Regions from separate parts of the Homo sapiens genome. Here region 1 is linked to region 2. A link is a contact called in ENCODE Hi-C or POLR2A ChIA-PET data. All regions are on one chromosome and are shown on one strand. Each heading gives the region's core, a stretch centred on a gene start or an enhancer-like site at or near the end of the contact. The rest is flanking DNA. Distances are from core to core; before and after follow the strand shown. Region 1 holds the start of GRK3 (G protein-coupled receptor kinase 3). Region 2 has its middle 53 kb from the start of MIR6817.

The links. A loop is a pair of places that touch in the nucleus more often than their neighbours do. ChIA-PET counts read pairs that join two places held with the same protein, here RNA polymerase II (POLR2A). Pooled maps may share reads with other maps.
Region 1: POLR2A ChIA-PET joins it to region 2 with 18 read pairs in MCF 10A. The contact joins the promoter of GRK3 here to the enhancer-like site in region 2. A Hi-C loop is called at or near these places in 6 of 37 single-sample maps with no recorded cell type and 4 of 50 pooled maps. POLR2A ChIA-PET finds 5 or more read pairs at or near these places in 4 of 52 experiments (GM12878, MCF 10A, OCI-LY7 and 1 more).

Annotation. Positions count from the first base shown.
Region 1 is chr22:25,560,585-25,566,653 of GRCh38, reverse strand. It overlaps GRK3 (G protein-coupled receptor kinase 3), which reads right to left and starts at 1,979. Exons shown (of 21, transcript NM_005160.4): 1 at 1,501-1,979. The coding sequence starts at 1,613. It overlaps GRK3-AS1 (GRK3 antisense RNA 1), which reads left to right and starts at 1,238. Exons shown (of 4, transcript NR_183564.1): 1 at 1,238-1,574; 2 at 2,295-2,564; 3 at 3,173-3,351; 4 at 5,156-5,766. RefSeq lists an enhancer at 767-1,282 and silencers at 1,394-1,643, 1,954-2,053.
Region 2 is chr22:25,505,891-25,512,150 of GRCh38, reverse strand. No RefSeq gene overlaps it. Among named protein-coding and RNA genes, the nearest start is that of MIR6817, 53 kb to the right of the region's middle. Within about 2 kb of position 2,595, at least 3 of the 41 ENCODE cell types and tissues checked have a DNase peak (open chromatin) inside an H3K27ac peak, as active enhancers do.

The DNA of each region.
Region 1 (6,069 bases), core at 730-3,229, 55 kb before region 2:
CTTCAGATATGCTACACTCTGGAATAGGGGTGTTAAACTCACGACATTGCAGAAAGGTTTGCACTTTTCCCTCATTTTCACTACTTGGCATTGTCTATCAAAGAGTAGCACATCCTGCAAAACCAACAAGAGGCATGGGCTAAGGAGGAAAAGCAAGCTCAAAATACCTAGCAAGCATGTCTTCATTTGCACAATTTAGCTTTTCACAACAAATAACAAGGGGACTGGTATTTTCTGTATCATAGGGCTCATGGATGACTTGTAAAAAAAATCAGATGATGATCACTTAGCATTAGGTAACATTTAAGCAATCTTGGGCGCCTAACGCTTGAAGGACTGATGATTTCAAATGGACAATAACTTTGGTTTAGATTCCAATATTTTACAGAATTGCATGGTTTCAAATTCACCATAAACAAGATGCCTCTTTTGAGCATCAATTCCAAGAGCTATTTAGCATCAAGGAATCACATTAGCTGTACAACTCATGATGGTGTTAATTAGGAAAGGAGCTAGAGAAAAAAAAATCCATCACTGAAGCCTTGATACGTTATTTAAAACTCACTATTAACCAGACAAACTATTTTTTCTGGGGAAGTGCTAATGATATGAACTAGAAAAAATTTTACTAGTACCTTAATAATAAATCATTTGAGAGAAAATTGCAACTTGGTATGCACCTCACCGAGCCCCTCGCCAATTCAATCGGGCCCTCCTTTGATAATTTAACAACAAATTCCTGTCTGGAATCACCCATTCAAGTGTCTTTTTAAGTGACTCCTGTTTCAATTTTTTAATAAAGTGCCACCAGTAGATCTACAAGTTGAGGAAAGCAGCTCAGGTGACACACTTGGCACCAAAAAGAATACTGAGTGGGTCAAAATCCTGCCCGGGGACAAAATAGAAGAGAAGCCGAAGAAGGTGACTAGACTTAATAGACTTCAAGAAGAGCAAGTACTGAAAACAGCAGTTTAACTACCTCGGACAATAAGCAACAAGCCTGCAGTCCCCAGGTAAGCGGCCCAGAGGGAGGTGAGAGGATGGAGTTGGAAAGGGGGACCAATGAGCCCGGGAAGAAGGAGCGACCAGGATGGAGCGCAAAGCAGTGACAGGCAAGGAGCCAACGGGGACTACACCAATGCAACAGGAAGAACCACGGGGATGGGACAGGGCAGGACAGGACAGGGCTGGGGGGAGGGGGCGACAGGGATGGAGCTGGTCCAGCCAAGTCATAACCAGACCCTGGCTGGGGCGCTCGCTGCGCGCAGGGCGCCGCGCCGGGCACTTTGGAGCGCTCTCTCCCGGGGTGCCCCCCACCGGCCCTCCGATGCCCCATTTCAGAGACTGGAACGACGAGGCCGGCCCCGCATCGCCCGCTCCGCTGTGTCACCCGCCCCGGGGCAGCGGAGGCTCAGCGCCCGACCCTCCAGGAAGCAGGGGGTAGCTGGCGGCCGCAGGGGGCGGCGGCTTGGGGCCGGCGCCGGCCGGGGCAGCTGGTACCTGGGCTCCGGCAGGACGATCCTCTTGCTGGCGCGGGCGGCCGGGGTCGCCTTGCTCTTCTCCATGGCCATCAGGTAACTGACATCGGCCAGCACAGCCTCCAGGTCCGCCATGTTGGCGAGCTTTGGCGGCGGCGGCGGCGGTTACTCCGGACCTGGACGGGACGCGCGCCCGCCGCCGCCGCCCGCCGCGCCCCGACCTGGGGGGGCCGCCCCGGGGCAGCCCCCCCCTCCGCGCGCCCCCGCCCCGCGCGCGCGCCGCGCGCCCCACTAGCGCTCTGCGCGCGCCGCAGGCTGTAGCCGGCCGGGGTCGCAGCACGCCTCCCCGCTCCGCCCCCTCGCGCGCCGCCCGGCGCCCCGCGCACGCGCGCCGCCCCCTGCTCCTTCAGCGAGGGTCTGCGGGGAGCGCGCGTCCAACGGTCAGCGCCCCTCAGTGCACAGTCCCAGCGGCCTCGCTGGGCCGGCGCCTCCCGACCAAGTCTCTACGGTCGCCCTCCCCTCGGGGTGGCCACGAGGGACTCCTCCTCCTCTTCCTCCTCCCCTCCCTCCCCCTCGGTCTCCGCCTCCTCCTTCTCCTCCTCCTTCACTGCCCCGACCTCCCGCCCCAGGTTCCACGCGCTCTGATGCCCGCCCCGCTCACCCAGAGAAGCCCTGGGCCAGACGTCCACAACCCAAGGGGTTATGGGGAGGCCTCTGCTCCCTGGACACAGTAGTTCTCAAACTGGACAGTGTCAATCAGCATCCTCCGGGAGGTCTGGGGTGGCCCCGGAAATACATGTGTCCCACCTATCCCAGCAGGTAATGATGAAACTCCTGCTCTGGTCCGGGCTACCGGTGAACAGCGCCCAGCGGGCCGGGCCCCCAACCTCGCTCCTGAGCCTGAACATCCCCCCAACCCCACCGTGAGAATTCAGCGAAGAGTAAAAGCTGGAAAAAGTTGCGTGTCTTAGGCTAAGCAGAACAAAGTGGGGTGACGGCTCCCCGGCTAGGAACAGAGATGCCCTTAGGGAGCCCTCTGATGGAAGAGCTCTCCGCTTAAGAAGGTCACCACTCCCTTACACTCAGGTGAGAGGTTTTAGTTTGGGTGTTGAAATGGTGTTGAGAAATAGAAGGAGAGAGAGTATTCCTGTCGTTAGGGTTTTACGGTCAATACAAGAGACAATTAGGGAGCATCTGCTGCGAGCACACTCGCACCACGAGGGTGATTTAGGGAAGTGGAAAAGCGAGATACAGCCCAAACACCGAAGCTGGGGGGAATTTCCAGCTTCCTGATCTTCGGTCTCGGTGTCTTTCATCATCACTCCACCCCGATGCCTGGGGTTTTCAGTTGCTTATTTTTCTACAGTGTGCACACAAGTCCGCATTCAGGATCCATGTGACACTCAGGCTGGAGTGGTGGTAAGGGACACGCAGGCAGTCTTAGGAAGACCTAAGCTGGAAATTAATGTTTTAAAATCCCTTTCATTCACCTGAATTGGTCACGTATTTCCATGAGCCTAGACGTTGCTAGAATTTGAGTGAACGTTCTGTCCATAACTTACAGGGTTAACGGGACCCACCAGATACAGTTAAGGTCAAATTTCAGATATTTCATGTAATGTCATTGCAGAAGCAGCCTGATTCTGTCATCAAATAGCCTGTTTCCCTCTTTTGTTTTCTCTCCCACGCCACAGCCCCCCTCAATCTGATTCCCTGCTATGCCTGCCATCACCACTGGCCAGTTTTACCACATGCTTCTCAAGACCCAAGGCACAATAGGCATAAAGTTGTCCTGAAAAGGACAAGAGGAGTGTCAGAAGTAGGAATGGCAGTTGAAGGAGCTTCGTCTGCCAGCAGAAAGCTGAAATGACAGGCAAGCACAAAATATATTAAGGAGACAAAGCTATGCATGAGCGAAATATCAAACTTTCATCTTCTACCCACTTTTTTTTTTTTTTTTTGCTTAAAAACAGGAAGACAGAATGTCTTGTCAAGGGTCACCCCAGGAGGAGGAGTAAATTCCCCAAAAAGCGGAACATATTTTTATGATTTAATTAATACAATTTCTCTCAATGTGTCTGTTTATCATTTGAGCATCCACATGATCAGACCTGACATCTGCCTACATTTTCTTGGTCGTCTTTGACTTCAGTTAAGAACCTTTTGCTCTTTGTTTTCCCCCAGCAGCACAGTATATTAAGTTTGGAACAAGACACACCTGAAATCAAATCCCTGCTCTGTGCTGGGTGATCTTAGAGGCAGTCTTTTACCTCTTTCTACTTTATTGTTCTCATAGGAAAAGTGGAAATGAGGCCTTTTACCCCAGGGTTGTTGAGAAGACAGAGGAGAAAAAGCACATAAAAATGCACCTTGTCGGGCGTGGGGCTCACACCTGTAATCCCAGCACTTTGGGAGGCTGAGGCAGGTGTATCGCTTGAGGCCAGGAGTTCAAGACCAGCCTGGCCAACAGGAAAAATACATTAAAAATAATGTCTCTATTAAAAATACAAAAATTAGCCAGGTATGGTGGTGCACGCCTGTAATCCCAGCTACTCAGGAGGCTGAGGCAGAAGAATCGCTTGAACCCAGGAAGCGAAAGCTGCAGTGAGTCGAGATCGCAGCACTGGGCAGGCACAGTGGCTCACACCTGTAATCCCAGTACTTTGGGAGGCTGAGGTGGGTGGATCACAAGGTCAGGAGATGGAGACCATCCTGGCTAACACGATGAAACTGTATCTCTACTAAAAATACAAAAACAAAATAAGCTGGGCGTGGTGGCGGGCGCCTGTAGTCCCAGCTACCTGGGAGGCTGAGGCAGGAGAATGGCAGGAACCCGGGAGGCAGAGCTTGCCGTCAGCCAAGATTGCACTGCTGCACTCCAGCCTGGGCAAGAGAGCAAGACCCTGTCTCAAAAAAAAAAAAAAAAAAAAAAAAAGCATTTTGCCTGGCACCCAGTAGATCCTCAATAAAGGTCATGGCACTTCCTCTATTTATTTTGCTTCATTTTACCCTGGCATGCTAGAGAAGATACTGAAACTAGTTGTTCACAGTCATTACACTTGAAGCAGGAAGACCCCTTACCAAAAATAACATCTCCCTAGGGCATTTCTAGGAACCAAAATGGCAAAAACATTTGCATCTATAAACATGAGCAATTACTCTTTTGGCAGAAAGACCAAGGAGTCCAAAATTTGGTCCTCTAACTGAGGCCCCTACACCATTTGAGTCAGCTGACTCAATTACCCAGGGGTATTTTTTTCTGGTGTTCATAGTGTATGAATTTCTGTTCCCTGGCTGTCTCTTTGGTTGTCTCACTTTCTCCACCCCCTCTTCTTTCCCTTTTTCTTGACTCTCTTGATACTGAACAGCTTTTTGTGTTCACTGCAAACAAAAGGGGTTAATGACAGTGATGATGAAGTTGTCATAACTGACCTGCTGGATCCTGTTACTAAACACCATCCCCAGCCTGTAATCATCACAAAGAACAGAAAAAACAAATAGCAACCCATTTGTACTTAGCTAATAATGCTCCCTTGCAAATAATTATGTCTCCCACCCCCAGAGGATTTAAATGACTTGGGGCTCACGCTGCTTGTGATAATAGACAAAACTCCAGCGTTCCCACAAGATTAATAATGTTCCCTTTTCTTCTTTTCTATGCCTTTCCATCGTTACAGGAGATGTTGCTGAGATGGGTGCATTAAAGTTTAGGCTTTCCAGAGTTTATATTGCTAACAACTTGAAAGGAAAAAAGCTAACTAGAGAACTGACTGGTCTTATTTGTTTTAGATTCTGGGCTTTACTAAGACTTCCTACTCTCAGAATCTCTGGACTATAAACGCTGGGTGGGGTGGGAGCTGGGAATGTTATTCTGGAAAATTAATCACAAATGAAAAGAAAATCAACTCTAAGACTCCAGTTAGAAGATTTTTGAAAATGGCAGAACATGACTGGCCTTCATTCAAGTCAGAATATTTAAAGCAATCCTTGCTAAGAAGAACTTGATTTTGTATAAGCAGTCCCTTAAATACAGTTGCTTCTCAAGAAAACCACACACAATTGATGTTTGAATGGCTTTATTTACAAACATCTCACTCCGTAAGCCTCTGCAGGTATTTCTAGCCTCCCAGGGGCCACTGTCCCGTTTCACCTGTAATTTGGATCACAATTCTGTTTGTTGTCACACACATCATATGAACTGCTTTTCATGCTGCTTTTATCCACAAAGCTTTACAAGCTTTAATGGCAGCTCTATGTATGACAACTTTATAAAGATCTGCCAAAAGGTATGATGCCAAGCTTTGCTTTTATTAAACTATTAGCTATTAGCACTGAAACGATGTTCAGTAGAGAAGTACTCTCCTTTCAATATGTGAGTGGAAACACATTTCTCTATGGGGACTGCTGGTCAGGGACTCACTCTAAAGAAAAGCCACAGTGTTGTGGTTCAGAGCATGGGCTCAAAAGACAAATGGATAAGAAGCCCAAGACCAGTCCTTCTGAGCTGTGTGACCTTAGACAAGTTGTCTAATCTCTCTGTGTCTCAGCTCTGCCTCAGTGTTGTTAATGGGATTGCCGTGAGAGCAATGCT
Region 2 (6,260 bases), core at 1,346-3,845:
GCATCCAGAACATCATGGCCCAGTGAGGTGGGTGAAATTAAACTTGGACATTGGACCTCGCCATAAGCAGAACATTCCCCACCATGGGGATTCAAGAAAAGAATTCTAGCAGTCTGAGGAAATCAGATTTATGGTCAAAGAACAATGTGAGGTGGTGTGGAATCATAGACTACTGGAGCTAGAAGAAACAAAACAACGGTGCTAATAGTGATGATGTCATATGAAGACAACGGCAATGGTAATGATGACAATAGGAGATGAGGATGATGCTATTGCATGATGCTGAGGTAGCAGCTTCAGGCAGATGACCCTTTATTGGTTTCATGTGTCCCAAGCACTATTGCTGTTTGCTTTACCAGCACCATTTCTGAATCCTCTCTACAACCCTGTGATGGTTAATATTGAGTGTCAAAATTTGATTGGATTGAAGGATGCAAAGTATTCTTCCTGGGTGTGTCTTTATGTCCCTCTGGAGAACCCTGACTAATACAAATCCTAAAAGAGGTATTACTGTTAACTCACTTTTTTATTTTTACTTTATTTATTTATTTATTTTTTTGAGACAGAGTTTCGCTCTTGTTGCCCAGGCTGGAGTGCAATGGCGTGATCTCAGCTCACCGCAACCTCCGCCTCCCAGGTTGAAGTGATTCTCCTGCCTCAGCCTCCCTAGTAGCTGGGACTACAGGCATGCATCACCATGCCCGGCTAATTTTGTATTTTTAGTAGAGACAGGGTTTCTCCATGTTGGTCAGGCTGGTCTCAAACTCACAACCTCAGATGATCCGCCCACCTCAGCCTCCCAAAGTGCTGGGATTACAGGCATGAGCCACAGCGCCCGGCCAACTCAGTTTTTTAGAGGAGAAAACTGAGGCTCTGAAAAGCAAAGCTACTTACCAAGGTCAAAGCTAGGGTGGAGCTGGGATTTGAACTTGCATCTCTGAGCCCTCAGCACATGCTCAGAACCATTAAACCAGTGATTCTCAAAGTGTGGACCCTGGACCATCAGTATCAGAATAACCCCAGGGAGTGGCTGTTTAAAGTGCAGATTCCTGGGCCCCACCCAAATCCACTGACTCAGATATTCTGCAGGAGAATAGTCTCAGGTCTGCATTTTGAACCAGATTCCCCAGATGATATCTATGTTTGCTGAGGTTTGAGAATCACCATACGAGACTCAGGCTGCAAAGATTCCTTGACCTACCGATAATAAATTGGAGTATTGTTCAACACATGTTCACTCACTTTTTCCTTCCTTTTCGGGCAGTATATTCTTTTCTGCCCCACTGACCTTGACTGACTTTGGCCAGTTGAATGTGAGCAGATGTTGTATGATAGAATCTTGAGCCATGTTTGCATAGTGTGACTTGTCTCTCAAACTTCTGCCATCATCACAAAAAGAACATGCCTTATACAGCAGCTGCCTCTTCAGCATGGGATCCAGAATCAGACATGTGGAACAGAGTTGAACTGTCCCAAAGCCTAGAGCCAGGCATGGCCAGTTCACAATCTGGAACAGAAACACCTGAAAAATTTATACATGCATGAGCAAGAAAAATAAATGCTTGTTGTTGTCACCCATTGAGTTCAGGGATGATTTGTTATGTGGCATAATCACAGCAATAGCTGATTGATATACATAAAATTATATACTGTATATTGTGGATCCATTTTTATATTGTATGTCCACTTTTCTGGAGAGGGTGTACATATACCATCTAGCAAATTCTCAAGAGACTAGGAACCCCAAAAAGTGTTTACAGCCACAGAACTACTTTAAAATCCTCTCCACTCTCAGTGGAAACTCACGTTCCAGGACTTGAGCTGAATGAGTTTTCACCGTCCCTCCCTGCCTCATAGAATGTAACTGTTTATTTAAGTCTTAAACTTTAAGGGGTCCAGACTGAATATACTACAGGAGTTCTGAAAAGGGGGCCTGGGTGATGGTCTTAGGACCCAATCTCAAACACTTGGACTCTTAAAATTATCACCAGATACAAAAAGAAAGGAAATGAAAGCAGAGATTATTCAAGTACAGAGAGTATTTTATAAGATTGTCCTCCTCTTGTCCCTTATAACTTACCATTTATCTCTCCAGTGAAAAGAAATTTCTAACTCTGTGAAATAAATAAAAGCAACTCAGTCACTGTTTTGCCAGAAACATGAAAAATTAAAAATATTATGCCCCAGTCTGGGTTGGTTTCTGTATAAATAAATATATACAGAATTTATATTCAACACCTCAATCATGAAAATTATGCTAACATGTCACAGGACATTAATTTTTTCAAGACCATTGGGCAATATTTTAGGAATTTGCGAATACACAGTTTACAGGTTTTGGCCTGCAGGTTATGAAGTAACAGCTCCAAGGCCCCATGGTAGAAGCAGCGAGGCCCCCAAGAAGGACGTGAAGTAACCCAGCCAAGGCTCCATTTGTTTTACGTCACTGCCCATATATTATCCTGAGCTGGAGGCAGAGAAAACCAATCTGTGAGCAATCCATTTTCCTGTGTTGGCTTCATCCCCTTGGCTGTTAACAGCCAAGTATTTCAACACGGATGGGTTCTACCTGGTCAGGGAGATGCAATTGAACTTGAACTGTGTCCAGCTGGCAGGATTTTTGATTGCCAAGATGACCAGCTGCTTTCAAGGAGAGCAGAATTCAAACGGTGATTAATGAAGTGATAGGGAGGAGACTGAGAAAGAGTACATGAAATTGTACTCTGTAACCCAGGGCTATGCTGAGACTAGAGGGAGGATTTCTTGGGTAGTGTGGGAGGAATGAGGAAAGCTTAAGTTCTCACTTACCCCCAGTAATGGCCATAATACCTCGCTCGCCCTTTTGGGTTTTGATGCATCTTTTGTTTGTCAATACAGTCAGATAGCTTGGGTTCGGATCCCAGCTCCACCACTTAGTTTCTGTGCAGCACTGGGCAAGTTACTTAACCTCTCTGTGCTTCTGTAACATCTGGAAAAATAGGGACAATACACATTGAAAACTAAATGAAGTGGCTGGTCCTGGTGGCTTACACCTGTAATCCAGCACTTTGGGAGGCTGAAGCAAGAGGATCACTTGAGACCAAGAGTTTAAGACTAACCTGGGCAACACAGCCAGATCCCATCTCTACAAAAAGAATTACAAAAATTAGCTGGGTGTGGGGGTGCATGCTTGTGGTCACAGCTACTCAGGAGGCTGAGGCAGGAGAATCACTTAAGCCCAGGATTTGGAGGCTGCAATGAGCTATGATGGCACCACCATACTCCAGCCTGGGTGAGAGAGCAAGAACCTGTCTCTTTAAAAAAAAAAAAAAAAAAGGTTGGCCGGGTGCAGTGGCTCATGCTTGTAATCCCAGCACTTTGGGAGGCCAGACGGATCACCTGAGGTCAGGATTTGAGGCCACCAAAATGGCGAAACCCCGTCTCTACTAAAAATACAAAAAAATTAACCTGGCATGGTGGTGTGTGCCTGTAATCCCAACTATTCGGGATGCTGAGGCAAGAGAATTACTTGAACCTGGGAGGCGGAAGTTGCAGTGAGCCCAGGTCACGCCACTGCACTCCAGCATGGGCGACAGAGTGAGACTCTGTCTCAAAAAAAAAAAAAAAATTAAATTAACTGGTGAGATGGGTAGCACATCGCAGTGGTTAAGAACATGGGCTCTTTAAATGTCTTTAGTAGTTGGCTAAGAAAAAAAAAAAAGAAGATGGGCTCTGGAGGCTCTCGCTGTGTTTGAATCCCAGCTCTACCACTCACTTCCTGTGTAGCCTAGTGTAAATTCCTTAGCCTCTCTGCTTCAGTTTTCTCTTACACAGAATGAACATAACAATAGTTTTTACCCTGGAGGCTTGTCTTGAGTTGATACAGTCAGCGCCTCTGGGCCTAACCTGGGGACTTTAAAGGTTTAATCAACTTTAAAGGTTTAGGGTGATTCTGCAGGAGGTAAGGGAGTAGGGTATCTCTGAGAAAATTTGCTGTGCCTCCTTGGGTAATTGACTACTCTCCTCTGAATCTTAGTTTCCACATCTATAAAATGGAAGGTTGGATCGAATGATCTCTGAGCTGTTCCTTTAAAACTCTGGTTCTGGGCACATGCACCAACCCAGAAGACAGTGCTTCATGCTTACGTGCCTTCACACATGCAGTTCCTTTGGCCTAGAGTGACTGCCCCCATCCTGTCTGTTTAGGGAGTGTCAACTGGCCCTACCTGCCCCATCCCTCATGTCGTTCCCCTCTGTAAACACTCCTCTGACTCCTTCAAGTAAAGATTATGGAGCCCGAATCTGGACCCTCTTCTCTTCCTGCAGCATTTGGCTCTTGTTACACTCACCTCCCTGTGCTACACTTATGGGATGCGCATGGACTACATCTGTTCATCCTCCTCCTGGCTCACCTTCAGCGAGCCAGTGAGACTATGTTCGGGTGGGTTTAGCTCAACAGCCTCAGGTCAGACCTTTCTAGGGGGTGGGGCCAGGAGATAAGCAGAGGGGGTAGGTAGGATGACCCAGGTACTGAGTGAAGTGAACAGAGGTATGGAGACATGGACAGTGAGGAGACCATCTCGTCCAGCTTGGAGGAGAGCATTGCAAGATTCTGTTTTTATTCTGGCTTAGGATTTAGCACATTGTTGAGTGTTCAACAAATATCTGTGGAATGAAGGAAAGGATGGGTGAGTGGATGGGTAGATTGATAGATGAATGAATTAATGGAAGGAGGGATGGATGGATGAATGGACGGGATGGATGGATGGATGGATGGATGGATAAATGATGAGATGGTGTATGTATGTATCCATGTAAATATATATGTATATGGATGGGTGAAGGGATGGAGGATAGATAGATTGGCAGATGAGAGGATGTATGTATGTATATATATGTATATGGATGGGTGGATGGATGGATGGATGATAGATTGGTAGATGAGAGGATGTATGCATGTATATATACATATATGGAGGGGTGGATGGATGGATGAATGGATGAATAAAAGGATGGAGGATGGATGGATGGATGGATGGAGGATAGATTGGTAGATGAGAGGATGTATGTATGTGTAGATTATATATATGTATATGGATGGGTGGAAGGATGGATGGATGGATGAATAAAAGGATGGGGGATGGATGGATGGATGGAGGATAGATTGGTAGATGAGAGGATGTATGTATGTGTGTGTGTGTATATATGTATATATGTATATTGATTGGTGGATGGATGGATGGATGGATGGATGGATGGATGGATGGATAATATCAGGGAGTCAGAATGAAGAGCCGGATGTAGGGATACATCAGGGCTTGGGGACGGTGGCCAGAAATACAGGAAACCAAGACAGAAAAAAAATAAAGAATATTTTGCAATATCTACAGACAGCAATTCAGAGACTCCAATGAGCTGAGCTCATCCCAGCACCATAGGTGAGGATTTAGCATATAACCTTGATGATAGGTGATGAGTATGTGATCTAAAGTTTGCATATATGGGCTATGAAATGAAATCAGGATGTGTTAGGCAGATCATTTGGTTGCCAGTTTCCAGCAGTGAGATGATGGCAGGAGGGGACAGAGCCACAGAAAAATCTGGCTTTCTCTTCCCAGATGCCTCACCCCACCCCTTGGCCTTCACTTTTTGAGCCCAGTTCAGAGTCTCTTTCTTAGAGAAGTCTTCCCTGATCACCACCTCTCCTACCCAAGCCAGCCCCTGTTCTCTTATCCTCTTTCACACCTTTGTCACTGCCTTCATCTCAAGAGTAAACAATGCATTTTGACATCAACTGCTTTCCATATTACCCCTTGCCACAAAGCCAGATCCATGAGCTCAGGGGTCCTGACTGCCGGCCCTCCTGCTGCATCCCTGGTGCTTAGAACAGTGTCTGTAATCCAACACACATTCAGTATACACAGTTGCAAATACCTGAATAAATATTCAGACAAATCAATGTGGTTTAGAATGGGGAGAAGATAATTGGGAGTCTACATGAGTTTTGATGTTTTTTTTTCCATATGACTTTTCCAAAAAATGCCCGTCCTGTCCCACAAAGCTAAGACACTCTATGAGCATCCCAGCTACCCACTTGTTTGCAGGCAGTGGTTCTTTGATTTTACTGTACATATGAAACTCCCAAAGAGCCTGACCACACTGGTACCCGGCCCCAACCAGAGCATCTGACCTCATGAGCTGGGTGCAGAGCTGGCATTGGGATTGTTCAGAGCTCCCCAGGTGATCCTAATGTGTAGCCAGGGCTGAGATCCCTGTGTTTG